2 separate regions of the Mus musculus genome follow, and region 2 is linked to region 1. A link is a loop called in an ENCODE intact Hi-C map of the cell type or tissue named here. Cell type or tissue: heart. All regions are shown on one strand.

Region 1 (8,000 bases):
CAGACTAAATGGACATGTACAGATTGACATACTTAAGGGCCAACCCCAACATGGATGCCATCTGGGATAAACATAGGAAGAAAGCATGAGGAAAGGAACTTTCTACAGACCCTTGACTTGTTCAGGGCGGCCAGAGTGACCTACAGTAACTAACCACTCTCTTTTTTCCCCCTAAGTCAGGGTTTCTCTGTGTAGCCCTGGCTGTCCTGGAACTCACTCTGTAGACAAGGCTGGCCTTGAACTCAGAAATCCGCTTGCCTCTGCCTCCCAAGTGCTGGGATTAAAGGCATGCGCCACCACTGCCTGGCTATCTAACCACTCTTGATGTCCTCTCCTGCAGAACATTGGGAAGATATGGAAATGTGACTGGGGGGTGGGGGGGCAGAAGGAAAAGGCTCTGACCTGAAACAGCAGCAGCCCCAGCTCCAGCACTGTGCCAGGAAAAGGTTGATGCTCAGGAAGAGCAAGGCCATAGCTACTGGGTCATTGAAGAGCCGCAGTACAAAGATGGAATGGACACGGTAAGAGGCACAACACATGAAGAAAAAGACGAAGGGAGGTACCTAAAGGGTGGGCACCAACGTCAGCTCCCCAAACCTGAGCCACCCCCACCACCCACTTCAGGCCAGGGCCAGTTGGTCCTGTGGCATCAACTCACCTTGGAGGTCTGGTGGTATATCAAGAAAACAAGCACCAAGGTGACAAGGTAGAGTACAGCAAAGATGTTCTGGGCCATAGGGATATCAGTGCCCCGGTCAGTAGCATAGAATAGCCCCGTAAAGATGTACAAAAACCCAGCTGGGTAGCTGGAAGATGAAAGGAAATATGAGCCTAGGGCAGGACTATCAGCCTGGTACCCACCCAGCCCTTCACAATGCCTTCAGACTTCCTATCCTCACTCACACAAGAGGTCCGGTGTCACCCTGCAGCTGTGTGTAGTCATATGTGCCATTGATGAAACCCTCCACCTGGGCCATGTAGGCCTTCCAGTCAATCTCTGTGTCTGGAAGAAGATAACATGGTCTCGTTCCTTCTGAGTCCAGAACTTGCCTACTTCTAAACCCCATGCCTTCAGACCACCAAAGCCCAGAGATTCTACCTCATTCCCAGGTTTCTCCCATTATCGTCCCTGATGTAACCACACCTACGGCATTCTCTGGGTGAACCCATATATTTCGTCTGTGTGTTATGTGTGCATGCATATGAAGGTCAGGAGTTGACACTGGTGTCTTCCTCTGTCATTTATATAACAGAGTCTAGCTAGTCAGTTTGCTTCAAGGATCCCTTGTCCTGCCTCTCCAGTGCCGTGATCATAGATGGGTCACCATGCCTGCCTGGCATTTATGCCTAATGCTAGGAATGTGAACTATGGGTCTCACATTTGCATGGTAAATACCACGTGCTAAGCTATCTCCTTAGGCCCATGAATGTGGGTGTCTTAAACTCAAATGTGTAAAACTGATTTTATGATCTTTCTTCCTACTCCAAATTTACTCTTTCCTGTATTCTTCAAGTAGTACTTCTCTCCTTTTCAGTTTGTGTGTGTGTGTGTGTGTGTGTGTGTGTGTGTGTTTACAAGACAGGGTTTCTCTGTATAGCTCTGGCTATCTGGCTGTCCTGGAACTCTGTAGACTAGGCTGGCCTTAAACTCACAGAGATCCACTTGCTTCTGTCTCCCAAGTGCTGGGATAAAGGCGTGTGCCACCACCACCCAGCTTCTTAGTTCTTGAAACAGTCTTGTTCTCTTTCTCTGTCTTGTGTGTGTTCATATGCACATGTGTGGATTCACACATAAGTGAGTGTACATGCATGTGAGTATGAGTGTGGAGGTTAGAGGTTAATGGTGATTCTCTTTCTGGAATGTTCCTCACTCTCATTTTAAGAACAGGGTCTTTATAAGCCAGTTGTGATGGTGTCCACCTTTAATCTCAACAACACTCAGGAGCCAGAAGAAGGCAGATTTCTGTGAGCTTGAGGCCACTGTGGTCTACATAGCAAAGCCAATCAGGGCTACTTAGTGAGACTCTGTTTTGTTTTGTTTTTTTAAAAAAAGACTGATCCTGGAAGACACCAGTACCTAATGGACTTAAAAGGTCACAAAATGCACTCTTTAAAAGGACTTTCAAGACCTAAGAATTAAAAGCATGAAAAATCAGATCTGCGGTGGGAAGTGACTGTCTAAGGCTACAGACAAGCATCAGGAACAGCAGCAGCAACAGCACATTAATTCTGGCCAGAACTTCGTGGCTGCTTATGCTTTCTTAGCAGGCTGAATGTTAAACGCAGGAGGTAATCTCTGGGTAACCTCCCTCCCATATGGGAGAGAGATTATGATCGCTGTTCTGGAAAATGGGCTTGGGTCAGGTAAAGGATATGGGTTTGATCGGTGAATGAAAGCTCTGTAATCTAGTTTGGGTATCCCTCCCTCCCTCCGGTTCTCTCCCCTTCAGTGAACTCACATGCCACCCTGTGAATGACCCAGAAGGTGATGCCCACCTCTGCTATGCAGAGGCAGGAGGCCACCAGCAATGTGTAGCGCGGTTCCCGCAGCAGTAGGTAGCGTTCTTGCCAGGCACGCTGTAGCCATTGTTTCCAGATTCCTGCCGGCTGGCCGACAGAAGCCGGCTGGCCGCGTTTCCGCAGCCCAGCAGCCATCTTGACAGTGCACCACTCTTTTGCTTCCACCACCCGGGAAAACCAACTCTCACACACTAGGTTCCGGTCTCACGCTCTGGGCGTCTTCTCAAACTAAATGCTGAGCCGAGTAACCAGAAGTCTTATTTACTAAAAATCAGTCTGTTAATTAGACTCAGGGAGCTGGAGTTTCTAGGCCAAAATGATTCATTGGCTACATATTTAGTGCTTATTATACACAGTGGTGAGAGATATTTCTAATGTGAATATGTGCACCGGAATAAGGATAAGATAGCTAGTCCTTAGAACGCATCTCCTTTGAAAGACTACACGATGTTGTAATATAAATATACATATACTTCTCGGTGTATGTCCCTTTCAGAGCACATAAACACGAGTATATCAGTGTTTGCCCAGAAAACAAAACAACAGTTCTGTTCTCTTCTCCAAGCCCAGCTTTCCACTCTGCCTATGCCCAGAGTAGTTGTGTTCACGTAGAGGGGAAAGCTCCTTTCAGTATTCCTCCCGCCTTCCCAAGTACCCGAAGGTGCTCCAAAAATCTTGGGAAGAAGGGAATCTTTAATTAATCACGCCTCTTATTGGAAAGGGTTATTGAAAACCGAACACGAGAGGATGCAGTAATGAGCCTGGTCACGTCTAGTGACCAGATCCGGTTTGCCACGAGGAGATGTGGTCGAGTTTAGACGGGCAGTTCGTTAATATGACACCAAGTAATTCAGCTTCCCAGCCGGACGATTTTCAAAAAAGAGCTTAGAAGGTGACGGAAGTTCCACGTGTTTGTGTGGAGCAGCTGCAGGGGAGGGCGGAGACACAGGCTCCGCCTTCCATTTCTTACCTCGGTGATTGGGCTCCTTAGTCCCGCCCTGGCTGCGGCGCTGCCCTGAGCATGGCCTCTCCCCGGACTCCGGTGTCCCCTCCGGAGTTACCGGAGAAGAACTTCCAGTACCGCCAAGTCCAGTACTGGGACCAGCGCTACAAAGACGCGGCCGACTCTGGACCCTACGAGTGGTTCGGAGACTTCGCTTCCTTCCGTGCCCTCCTAGAGCCGGAGCTGTGTCCTGAGGACCGTATCCTCGTGCTAGGTGGGTAGTGTCCCAGCCACCAGTCGCTGGCCAGATCACATCCGCTTTCTTCTCTTCTGCTTTCTCCTGTACCAGGACGCCCCAGTTCGGAGCCAACACCCAGTACCTTCAGAATCTGTCTGTATTTAACAAGGGCAGACAGAATAAGAGATCGTCAGGACTTTGGAAAAAGACAGTCCTTTGGTGTCCCAGCGAGGGGCATTACCCTGCCCCAGACACTGGAGGCACCTAGGACACTGGAAAGCATATCTCTGTGGACCTACTTCAAGTCCCAGCATTTAACTGGCTGTGTAACCTAGGACAAGTCATGAATCCATTGTGTGTTTCAGTTTCCGTTTCTAGAAATGGGACTGCAAATTTTTCTGGAGTAAATCGTGTGCACCTCGAGCATAACACCTAGTTTTCTTTTCGCACCAGCGGGCACCCGGAGTTGTTGTCAGGTAAAGGGAGTCACCACTTCTCTGAACTCCAGGAGAAAAGTTTGGTCCTAAACACTCATAGGGTAGAATAATGCTGAGTCTGATGGAGAATTGCAGCTGAGGTAGGTGTCAACAAGAGCGATGCTAGGATGTCAGCTGCTGGATACTCAGGAAAAGTTTGAATGAGTTGAGTTGCCTTCCAAATATAGTTTGTAAACGTTTTGTTCAAGAAGCCTGTATACATTTTGGGTTTTTTGTTTTTGTTTTTGTTTTTAGACAGGGTCTCACTATGAAATCCTGGCTGGCTTGGAACTCACCTTATAGAATAGGCTGGCTTTAAACTCACAGAGATCCAACTACCTCTGCTTCTAAAGCCTGTATACATTTAAGTGGAATACTTGATAGGGATAAAAAGGGTATCTCTTATACATATAGTATATATATTTTGGGGGGGGGGGAGTAGAAAATGACCAGGACTAGAAAGGATAACCTAGTGGCTAAGAATTTGGACTCTGAGAGCAAGTAGTTAATGGTAGAAATTTGGTTTAGCTGGAATTGTAATCTTGTACAAAATCTTTAAATTTCTGTGCCTCTATTTTCAAGCCTTAAGAAAATAAAAACCTAGCTGGGTGTGGTGACTCACACCTTTAATCCCAGCCTTGGGAGCAAGAGGCCAGCCTGGGCTATGCAGCAAGTTCCAGGACAGCTAGGAGGCTACATAGAAAGACCCTGTTTCAACAAAACAACATAAGTAAATAACTAAGAAAATGAGAACCTACAGATGAGATCTTCTGGTGATTAGACGAGTATGTGAAGCATCTAGACCAATACCTGGCTAAAAGCTTCGTGTGTCCTTGGAGTTTGCTTATGGTTTCCCCGTAACCTCTCCCCACTAGAAGTAAACAGTTTCTTGAATTCTGTGGTTGTATACTATTGCGTTTATTTATAGAGTTACCACAGAACTACGTTTATCAAGCTTTAGTGCCTTTCAAAATTAACTGGCAAGTTAGGCTCCACTCTGAGATTCTAATTCCAGGGAAGTCTAATATAGAAGCTAGGGACCTTTTTTCTTTTGTTGAAATGGGGTCTTGTTATGTAGCAGTCTAGCCTGACATTTACTGATTAGGATATTTTCCACCCCTACCTCCTAAAGGCTGGGATTGCAGGTGGGCACCAGCAGGCCTGCACTCAGGGCTCTGTTTTCAGCAGTCTCCACAGCTGATTGTCATACTGCTGGTGGGCAAGACATCTGTCTTCGTTAAAATCTTAGCATCGCCGGGCGGTGGTGGCGCACTCCTTTAATCCCAGCACTCGGGAGGCAGAGGCAAGCAGATTTCTGAGTTCGAGGCCAGCCTGGTCTACAGCGTGAGAACTGATGTTCTCTAATAAAACTTTTTTTCTCTGCCTCCCAAGTGCTGGGATTAAAGACGTGCGTCACCACTGCCCGGCATAAAACTTATGTTTAAGACAGAGTCTCCTGTAGTCCTGGCTGGCCTAAAACTCACAGGTAGACTAGTCTGGCATCAGACTCACAAAGCTCTGTCTGCCTTTGCCTTCTGGGTGCTGAGATTACAGACGTGAGCCACTATACCTACCCAAAGCTTTATTTATCAAAAGGAAATAAAGATTCTACTGTAAATCAATCTACTGTCTTGGGTTGAGTTCCCCAGAAAGGATCCCAAGAAGGAGATTCCTGTCCAAGTCATTCATCCAGTAGTGGCTTCCAGGAAAAACTGACAGGTAAGAACGGAGAATGGAGAGAGGCAGCCAGGTGTGGTGGCGCACGCCTTTAGTCCCAGCACTTGGGAGGCAGAGGCAGGTGGATTTCTGAGTTCAAGGCCAGCCTGGTCTACAGAGTGAGTTCCAGGACAGCCAGGGCTACACAGAGAAACCCTGTTTCGAACAAACAAAACAAAACAAAAACAGAATAGGGAAAGTAAAAAAAGATAAAACTGTGATCTCAGGCAAAATCTCGAGAATAATTTTGGCCTGAAGGGGCACAGATGACATGACGACCTTGAGAAGCAAATACCAAAACCTGGGGACAGACTAACGCTTACAAAAGGGCTACAGGGGTCTGGTCAGAACATTGGCAGTGTCTGCAGTCATGGGCATGTGAACTGCAGATGCTCTCTGATAGCAGGATTTCTAGTTCTGCTGTCTTGCCATGCAGCGCACAAGGAGAAGCAGTAATAGCTTCATAGTGAAATACAGCCCACTGGTCATGCTAACGTAGCCCAAGCTGCAGTGTCCCACCAGGCTTGAGTGGGCCTCTTGGAAACTGAGAGGCAGCTGAGCATCGTGGTTAGAAGCTCTGGCTTGGTGTGAAACAGATGTCAGCCCAAATTCTGGCTCCATCTCTGTTGTGTCCTTGGAAAGCTCCTTAACTATTTTCCTCAATTTCTCCACCTAAAAACTGAGAACAATAAAATACTATTTCTGCATGAATCAATATTGAAAATAAACTAAGAATTCTTATGAATTACTTAGCATAATACTGAGTGTTCAGTGACTACTACCTGTAACAGTTTGGGGGGAGGGCTAAGGATGTCACTCAGTTCATTAAGTTCTTGTCTAGCTTGTAGGAAGCTGAGGGTTCAATTCCTAGTATCATGTAAATTGCAAATAGTCCATATTTCACATAAATCTGAATCCCAGTGATCCAGAAGTAGAAGTGTCAAGTTTCAAACCTGGAACCAATGGCTGAGGTGCCTACTTAACATATCAAAGTTGGGCTGGAGAGATGGCTCAGCAGTTAAGAGCACTGACTGCTCTTCTGAAGGTCCTGAGTTCAAATCCCAGCAACCACATGGTGGCTCACAACCATCTGTAATGTCTTCTGATGCCCTCTTCTGGTGCATCTGAAGACAGCTAAAGTGTACTTAAATATAATAATAAATAAATCTTTAGGCCAGAGCAAGCAGAGGTCCTGAATTCTAATTCCCAGCAACTACATGATGGCTCACAACTACAGTGTACTCATATACATTCATTAAATAAATAAATAAATAAATATTTTATGCATTCATTCATTCATCTGGTACTAAAACCCAGGAGAAGAAAGATCAGAATTTCAATGCCATTCTCAACTACATAGGCAGCCTATCTAAAAAGAAAACACTTTAATTTTTTTCTCTTTAATGTCTTTCTCTTTTTTTCTTTTTGAGTGTGATTTCACTATGTAGCCCAGGCTGGCCTGGAACTTAGAGACCTACCTGCCTCTGCCTCCTCAGTGCTGGGATTAAAGGTGCCTGCAACCCAGCCCAGCCTGTTTATGATTTTTGAGGCATGGTTACGATACATGGGCTGGCCTGGAACTTACTATGTAGATGAGGCTGGCTTTGAATTCCTAATCTCATCATTCTATGATATTGATAAATAAGAATTGGAAGCAGTCTGGATACCAAGAAAGTGAGATCCCTTTATGGAACCTGCCAAGAGCTGCTATCTAGCCCCATTCTTAGCCCAAGATGGGCTACTGGAAGACCTGCAAAAGAGCACTTTCTTTCAAAGCAATGTAAATTGGGCTGTCCTCCCTCTCCTTGACCCTGCCCTCTTAGAGACTGCATTCTTTTGTTGTTATTTTTGAAACAGGGTCATACTTTAGCCCAGGCTGACCTCCAACTCAGAGTCCACCTGCCTCTGCCTCCTAAATGCTGGGATTAAAGTTATGAGACTATGCCTAGCTTAGAGATTGCATTGTAGATAATTTACTCCAAATTTCCCTGCACCCCATCCCCAACTCCCAAGGCACGGATTATTTCTCAGCTCTTCTGAGTCAGTGTCTTTGAAATTCTTGGCAGACTCACCTCAGGTAGGGTCTGTTGCCTGTGTGATGCTAGTT
Region 2 (8,000 bases), 94 kb before region 1:
AGACTTGGAGAGAGGGACGTTACTTCTAGGATGCTGGCTGAGGAGGACGGTCAGCTGGATGCTTTCTCTGCCTCTGAGCTAGCAGGCTTTCACCTCAGTATCTGGCTCCCAAGTCTTCACTGGTAAAATTGAGTGATAGAGATTTTGTTTAAAAACAACAACAAATACCTTCAAATTTATGAAGGAAAATTATTTTCAACTCAATTGTATTTTTTTCTAAGTGTGTGTGTGTGTGTGCGCGCGCTCACGGGTTTGTGTGAAGGTGTTGGGGAGCACACGAGTGGCAGCATGCCTGTGGAGGTCTCCTACCATATGGATCCTGGGGATCAAACTAGACTGCCAGGTCTAGCCTTGCACCAACCTCAACCTCAATCATATTCTAGACATACAGCTCAAAGAATCTGGGCCTTAGTGGTATAAATCATGCCTACATCCACAAGACCCAATAAACAAACAAACAAATCCCTTTCTAGGTGTAGCACAAACCTGTGATCCTTGGCAGGACTTCCAGTTTTAAGAGCAGCCTGAGCTACATGCAGTCTCAGCTACAGAAACACCAAAACCAAAATTGCATCTATCTTTCTTTCTTCCTTTCTTTCTTTCTTTCTTTCTTTCTTTCTTTCTTTCTTTCTTTATTTATTTATTTATTTATTTTTAAGAGCAGCCTGAGCTAAATGCAGTCTCAGCTACAGAAACACCAAAACCAAAATTGCATTTTTCTTTTTTTTTTTTTTGATTGATTGATTTATTTATTATATGTAAGTACACTGTAGCTGTCTTCAGACGTACCAGAAGAGGGCATCAGATCTCATTATGGGTGGTTGTGAGCCACCATGTGGTTGCTGGGATTTGAACTTCGGACCTTCGGAAGAGCAGTCGGGTGCTCTTACCCAGTGAGCCATCTCACCAGCCCCAAAATTGCATTTTTCATGCTTTCAAAGAGACCTGTCAAAGGATGCAGTGAGCCTCACTAAAATAGAAATAAAGTGTCCAAGAAAAAAGATCCAGCTTGGAGGAGAAGTGCCCCTGGGGATGCAGAGAAGTCCCAGATGACAGCTAGATAGAGACAGCAGGCAGTGTTCACCAGAGCAAACAAAGCTGGTTTACCTAATAGATTGGACTGGTGAACAAGATGTGTCCTGAAAAACTGCATTGTGTGCAAACAATTATTGGTTTAAAAAATAAATAAATAAAGCCAGGCAGTGGTGGCGCACACCTTTAATCCCAGCACTTGGGAAGCAGAGGCAGGCGGATTTCTGAGTTCCAGGCCAACCTGGTCTACAGAGTGAGTTCTAAGACAGCCAGGGCTACACAGAGAAACACTGTCTTGAAAAACCAAAAATAAAATACAAACAAACCAAGAGAAAAAAAAAAAAAAAGCAAAAGAAACAAGTAATATACCAAGCTTAGCAGTACTTTTACTGTCAGTGTTAAGTACTCTCGACTTAACAATCATGGCTTCAATATTTTAAGAAAGTAAAAGTGGGAAGTTAATGGGCAATGTCTAGAATGTGTAAATCAAGAAATAAGCCAGGCATCACATGCCTGTAACCCCAGCCACTCCAGGAGTGTACAGGCAGGAGAGTAGAAAATTCAGGGTCATCCTGGACTCTGTTTTTAATATTAGGGCGGGAGAAACAGCTCAACAGTTAAGAGGGCTTGCTGTTCCTACAGAGTTTAGTGTCTGGCATCTCAGCAGGTGGATCACAGCTTCCCGAAACTTTTTTTTTTAAGATATATATTGTCACTGTCTTCAGACATCACTGTCTTCAGACATACCAGAAGAGGGCATTAGATCCCATTACAGATGGTTGTTAGCCACCATGTGGTTGCTGGGAATTGAACTCAGGACCTCTGGAAGAGGTCTTAACCACTTAGTTCTCTCTCCAGCTCCTGTGACTCTAATTCCAAGAGACTGACACCCTCTCCTGGTCATCTCAGATACCTATAATCTGTGCAGGGGGTAAAAACAAACCTTGAAAAGTTTTAATGCATTTTATTTATGCACAGACATTATTTGGAGAAAAAGATTAAATGAAGGATATAAACTGAAAACATGTAACTGCTACTGAATGCTTTCTGCTTATAATAAAAAAATTGGTTATGATGTAATGAGAAAAAGTCTAGAGAGGTATATAGATGTCAGATTATTAAGGGCCTTGTGTGTCATGTTGAGGGTATATGAAAGTCATATTGGGTAATGTGAAGAGGTTTCTGGGCAGAAGAGGTGACTGAAATGCAGGCATGTAATCAGAGAGAGAACTCAGAAGCTTGAGGCAGGAGAATTGTCAGGAGTTTCAAAGCCACACCTGACATACATTGTTACAGCTGAGAAGCTGAACCACCAACTGACTATAGGTAGTTTTGACATCTACTGTCCCAATCATACAGGGTTTCTCTGTTTAGCCCTGGCTGTTCTGGAACTTGCTCTGTAGACTGGCTGGCCTCCAACTCAGAGATTTGCCTACCTATCCAGTGTTTGGACTAAAGTAATGTTCCACCACACCTGGCTGCTTGCATTCTTTCTTAACTCAAATTTTTTCTTTTCTCTTTCTTTTGTCCTTTTTTTCCTCTTCTTTTCCTTTCTTTCTTTCTTTCTTTTTCTTCTCTGTATTTCTCCCTCTCTCTAAGAGAGGAGTTCCCTCCATAGTCCTGCTGTCCTGAAGCTCTCTGTAGGCCAGGCTGGCTTAAACTCACTGAAAGACACCTGCCTCTCTCTCCTGAGTGCTGGAATTAAAGGTAAGCGCTACCACACCCACTCAGTCCATTTCTCAAACTACTTGTTCATAGAGACGCTGAGATTATAGGGATAAAAACTTGAACTTGCTCAGCCCTCAAGGAACTCAGTACGGTCCGGTGGCAGCAACTGTGCTGTCAGCAGAATCCAAAAATCCGAGTTGAAGCCACCCGGCATCCAGGGATCCAGTTAGGTCTTCAAATCCATTCTCTTCTGCAGTCGGTGACACTTCTCTTCCATCCCTCCCCTCCTGCCCGGGACCCTGCACACGGTTCCGCCAGTCCCACCGGGCTGAGACTTCCAGGTCCAGCTGCCTGAACCCGGAGCACAGGGGACCCAGCGCCGCCCTGTGGGTGGGCGGGCAGTCGGCCGCAAGCAGCCAGCGCGGCTCGGAGGCGGGGCGGGGCCGCACTGGGCTCGGCCCAGAGCCGGGAGGGCCCAGGCCACCGGAAGAGTCGCGATCGCCAGCGGAGCGCCGGGAGTGGGGAGCGGAAGCGGTGGCGGGCGGCGCTGGGACCCGGGAGCGGCCGGAGAACAAGGGAGCTGGCGGCCCGGCCGGCGGCTGAGTGGGGCTGAGCAGCGGGCCGCGCCGAGCGCCGAGCTCTGCCGGAGAGGCCCGGCCCCGCTGCCCAAGCAGGCCGCGCGCCGCGGGGCCGAGGCCGGAGCCATGGGCGAGACCAAGATCATCTACCACCTGGACGGCCAGGAGACGCCGTACCTGGTGAAGCTGCCCCTGCCCGCCGAGCGCGTCACCTTGGCGGACTTTAAGGGCGTTCTGCAGCGGCCCAGCTATAAGTTCTTCTTCAAGTCTATGGACGACGATTTTGGGTGAGGATGGCCCCCGCCCCGCCTCCCGGGAGCCCGGGTCGCTCCGCTGCTAGGGGCCAACACAGCCAGTTCCGACTCCCCTGACTGCACTGGTTTCTAGCCCCGCTTCCAGCAAGGGAGCGACTCGGTGACTTGGGACACACTTGACTTTGAGGGACTCCCAGTCACCTCTTGGAGGCCTTGCCCCCCTGGTCCAGCGAGACGTCCCTCCCTAAGCAATCGGTTCCTACCATTCAAGCCCCCTCACCTCCCCACGGTCCAGCGGCCCCCCCCAGAGACATACATCCTTTCCACTCCAGTCCAAAGCCAGAATTCTCAGTCCTTCCAGGTGCCACCATTTAAGCATAAAGTTGGAGTATATTGACACCCGGCCTGCCTTCCCGGTCTTCTGAGCTCTGCAACTCAGAGCCTTATTTGGAGTGTGCTGTATCTAGGGCTGTAGCTGGTGGGACTTTGAACTGGAGAAGGAGGCGTTGGGGGCTGTTCTACCAGGCTGGATGATGGACCTGATGTTTGTCAAGCAGATTCCCCTCTCCCCTGGGCCGATGGGGTGTTGCCTGACTCAGAGGAGTTCTCACTAGCCAGGTGCTGGGGCCTTTTCTTTCCTGATGGTAGTCCCAGCAGAGATGTTGCATAGGGCTTCAGAGCCTGGATGGGAAGACTAGGAAGGGCCTATTGATGTTCTCTCTTGTCTTCCCCTCCCTACCCTGCTGCAGGGCTTTTGATGGGCAGTTTGGAAGCTGGGACTGCCCCTTTAAGAGAGGTTGGAATGTTGGAGCCTGAGGGTTTTGTAGCAGCTGGCCTGAGAGGGGGGTGGAGGGGGAAGACACACACACACACACACACACACACACACACACACACCCCTCTCCAAGGGGCTGAGGCTTGCCTACATTAACTGGACGGTCGGCCTAGAGGCTATGGAGAACACACACACACACAAACACCCTACCCCTCCCTGGGCCCTTCAAGGCCTGAAGGTCCCTCTGATGCACTTGCCTGAGGCCTGCACTGTGCTTGCAGCTGAGGCCCCAGAGCTGGGTGAGGGGAGATATCCCACCACCACCCCCAACCCCCCGCCCCCTGTGTACATTAGTCTGGCTTCTCTCCCAAGGCCTGCCCTCCCAGCCCCAGGAGGCAAGCACCTTCTGTCTCCTGCCGGACTTATTTGTCATTTTCTACCCCTGGAACTCAGCATTCGATGAATTCTTAGAAGTGTTTGTGTGTGTGTGTGTTGGAGAGTGGAGAATAGATCTATTACTGATTCTGTTCTTGCCCTGGGATGAGACTCTTGTGTGATAATGATTGTCTGGCTTTAGTCTAGAATAGGCAAACCTGGTTGAAAGACCCTGAAAATGATATATCTGGAAGAACTAAGGATAGGAGGTAGGTGTCTCAACCTGGCATGAGAGGAATAAGAGTAGGGTCTTTCTTATTATCCGAAGGAACTGGGATAATATTTCAGGGTATGCTAGGCCAGATGTCTTGAGGGGTTAGAATCGTCTTGTATCTCTACCCGGACTTGCCTCTGGGGACCACTGTGAGCTGCTTCCTGCTTTCCTAAGGTTGTCGTGGGAGCAGGTCTAACTATAGTTATAAGAGGGCCCCCATTGCATCTGCTCACTGCTCAGGAATATCTTTCTTTAAATCAACTATTGAACTAAGTAACATTTATCATATGCCACTTTAAGCCATTTTGTATCTACCCGTGGTCCTTGAAGCACCCTTTGCAAAATATCGGTTGGCTGTTCTACCAGAATTGAGACCAATGCTAAGAATCAAGTGGGTGTTCTTATTTGGCTTATTCCCCCCAATCTACGAGAATAAGTGAGCAAAAGACCCAGCAAGGCCATCCTTTTCAGAGTTAGGATAGCAGAGGATCCCGTTGACAGCTTATTTCATTTTTTATTTTACAAGCCCATCATATGGTACTTACAGTCTGCCTGACAGTGATGTCATCACTTGTACATCTTGCATCTTGGAGTCCTCACACCAGTCTATGAAATGGACACTGATGAAAATCAGGAGACTAGAATGAAAAAGGCCTCAATAAAGCTGACCCTAGGCCACACAGCTGGTAAATGACAGAATTTGTTTGGATATGGGGGACTCTCACTCCAAAATATAAAGTCTGGATCACACCATTGTAGAGGTGTGTGTGTATGTATGTATGTATGTATGTGTATGTGTGTTTGTATAGGTGTCAGAGGGAGAGAGGGAGAGAGAGAACATGAGAGAGAGAGACAGAACGAAAGAGAGCACACACACACACAACACCGGTGAGGAATACTATATTATGTAAATGGCCATTCTATAGATTTCTCCTCTCCAGAAGGATGGTAAGCCTTGGCAAACTGGGAATGTCAGAGGCCACTTCAGGCGGCCTAGGCCAGTAACCCCCGTTGACAAAGCCTGTCAAAGGAGGAAGCCTGCTGGCCTCCACCTCAGGTTCAGAATGTGGGACCTAAGGAGTCCCCAACTCTCACCTGGTCTCCAAAGCTATTTGTGAAGCACGGGGTAGACTTAGTGCCATTAAGTTCCTTGGGAGAGTCAGGGAAAGGGCTCAGTGCATAAAGGCCATTGCCACCAAGCCTGGTGACCTGAAGTCTATCCTCAGGACTCATAGAGTAGAAGGAAAAAGTTGTCCTCTGACCTACACACACACACACTAAAATGTAATAAAGTTTTTAAAAAGAAAAGGAGACATACTTAATGTGTGAGTGTGGATTTACTAACAGTTGGAGAGTCAGTAACTAGTTTTTATTATATTCTTGGACCATACCTGTCATCTAAGAATTCCATTTACCAGGATGAGACAAAGGTTGGCTAAATTAAATGATATCTCTAAGGTGGGAGAGCTACTGTGTGGTAGAATTGAGAGTTGGGCCTGTGCTTACCTGACTCAGTCTGAGTGAAAAGGAGAGGACAGGTCTGGTGAGACTGCTGTGGAGCCCAGATAGCCAAGCTCTACCACGGCAGGTTCTAGTCCAGGTTCCCCCAAAGCTGCTGCTGATGGTCGCGAGTCAGCAGAGGTTTGTAGAGCATTGGCGACCCTCTAGAAAGAGAAGAAACCCCTGCAGTATGGGAGTGTGTGTGTGTCGAGGGGGTAGGTCTGCTAAGGGAGATGAGGAGACTCGCAGGACATAAGAGTCCTGTGTGTTACATGAATCCTCTTTCCTCTTGAGGCCAGGTTGGCTGGTAGGTCTGGGCTGTTTTCTTGGGGTCCTTGCAGCACTAGAAGTGGTAGGGAGATGGAGCTGGGAGGGAGGACCGTAGGCTTGGATTGCCAGCTTCTTTGTGAGTTAAAGAATGTGACTACTACAAGGAGCCAGACCCTTCGCCCCTCTAAGGAGGGAGGGAGGACCAAGCCTCACGGCTTCTGTGCATCCTCAGCCTGTATCCCCCTAGCTGATGATCATATTTGTCTAGCTCAGTGCTCCTGGGGTGCTTGATAGCCTACCTCTCCACAGTTTCCATCCCCATCTCTGGCTCTAAACCATAGTTGTTATCCAACTTCTGGCCCCTATCACATTCCCAAGGCCAGACTGCATATCATGACCACATTAATGCCCCACCCCAATCTGTCATCAAAGGGGGAAAAGTGACACGGAGGGAAAGAGAATTGAAGTCAGAACAGCCTGGGGTTTAGATCCAGCTCTACCGCCTCTCAGTATGATAACCATGATGAGTAACCAAATGTCGGTTTCTTTGTTCCTGAAATGAGAATTATATTCTCTACCTAGTGAGGCTGGAGTAGCCTTGGCTGTCCTGGAACTCTTTCTGTAGACCAGGCTGGCTTCCAACTCAGCCTGCCTCTGCCTTCCAAATGCTGAGATGTGCCACCACTGTTTTTCTGTTTTGTCTTTAATTATATGTTCTAATTATAGGAGTAGAAGATGTAGCAGATAAGAATGCAGAGTCACACAGGCTAGGACTCAAACACCAGCTTGTGAGTGGTGTGATTGTTGATAGATTATTGAACCTGAGTTTAGTTACCCACCTTCTACATGCTACAAGTGCTTAGCAGAATGGTAGGCTCATAAGGCATGCTCAGTAAACATAAACAGTTGTCACTGTTAGTTTCTTCCTTTTGGGGGGTGGGTGGGTGAGAGTCCTCATGTATCCCAGGCCAGCCTCAAGCTCCCAACCTTACACTGATCCTTCTGCCTCCTCCTCTGCAGTACCGCGATTACAGGCATATGGAACCATGCCCAGCGCATGTAGTGTGTGTCAAATGTCTTTGTATATGCTGGGCAAGCATGCTGCCATCTGAGCTGCATTGCCAGCCTCTTTCCTTCTTACTGTTTGTAACAGAACTACATTATATAGCCCAGGCTTGCCTCATAATCCTCCTGCCTCAGCCTCCCAAGTGCTGCCTGGGATTACAAATATGTTCTGTGTGGATGGTCACGGAATGCCTTCTCTTTCCTAGTTC

What was found. A loop is a pair of places that touch in the nucleus more often than their neighbours do. Peaks named below come from ENCODE experiments on the same cell type or tissue, not always from the same donor. Only the 100,000 strongest peaks of a DNase experiment are listed, where the experiment ranks them.
Region 2: it touches region 1 in a loop (1.9-fold over the local background); 9 of 42 quality-filtered maps call a loop at or near these places.

Annotation. Positions count from the first base shown.
Region 1 is chr16:20,608,084-20,616,083 of GRCm38, forward strand. It overlaps Alg3 (asparagine-linked glycosylation 3 (alpha-1,3-mannosyltransferase)), which reads right to left and starts at 2,678. Exons shown (of 9, transcript NM_145939.3): 1 at 2,460-2,678; 2 at 904-1,003; 3 at 659-806; 4 at 403-563. The coding sequence starts at 2,655. Eef1akmt4-ece2 (Eef1akmt4-Ece2 readthrough) reads left to right here and starts at 3,518. Exons shown (of 20, transcript NM_177941.1): 1 at 3,518-3,737. The coding sequence starts at 3,542. Eef1akmt4 (EEF1A lysine methyltransferase 4) reads left to right here and starts at 3,518. Exons shown (of 3, transcript NM_025462.2): 1 at 3,518-3,737. The coding sequence starts at 3,542. In heart, a CTCF peak has its summit at 3,978; DNase peaks (open chromatin) are centred at 2,578 and 3,518; H3K4me3 peaks cover 3,098 bases; H3K27ac peaks cover 2,139 bases.
Region 2 is chr16:20,513,791-20,521,790 of GRCm38, forward strand. It overlaps Dvl3 (dishevelled segment polarity protein 3), which reads left to right and starts at 3,196. Exons shown (of 15, transcript NM_007889.3): 1 at 3,196-3,565. The coding sequence starts at 3,405. It overlaps Gm16618 (predicted gene, 16618), which reads right to left and starts at 3,990. Exons shown (of 3, transcript NR_167658.1): 1 at 3,849-3,990; 2 at 1-119. In heart, a CTCF peak has its summit at 3,084; DNase peaks (open chromatin) are centred at 3,141 and 4,341; H3K4me3 peaks cover 2,757 bases; H3K27ac peaks cover 2,391 bases.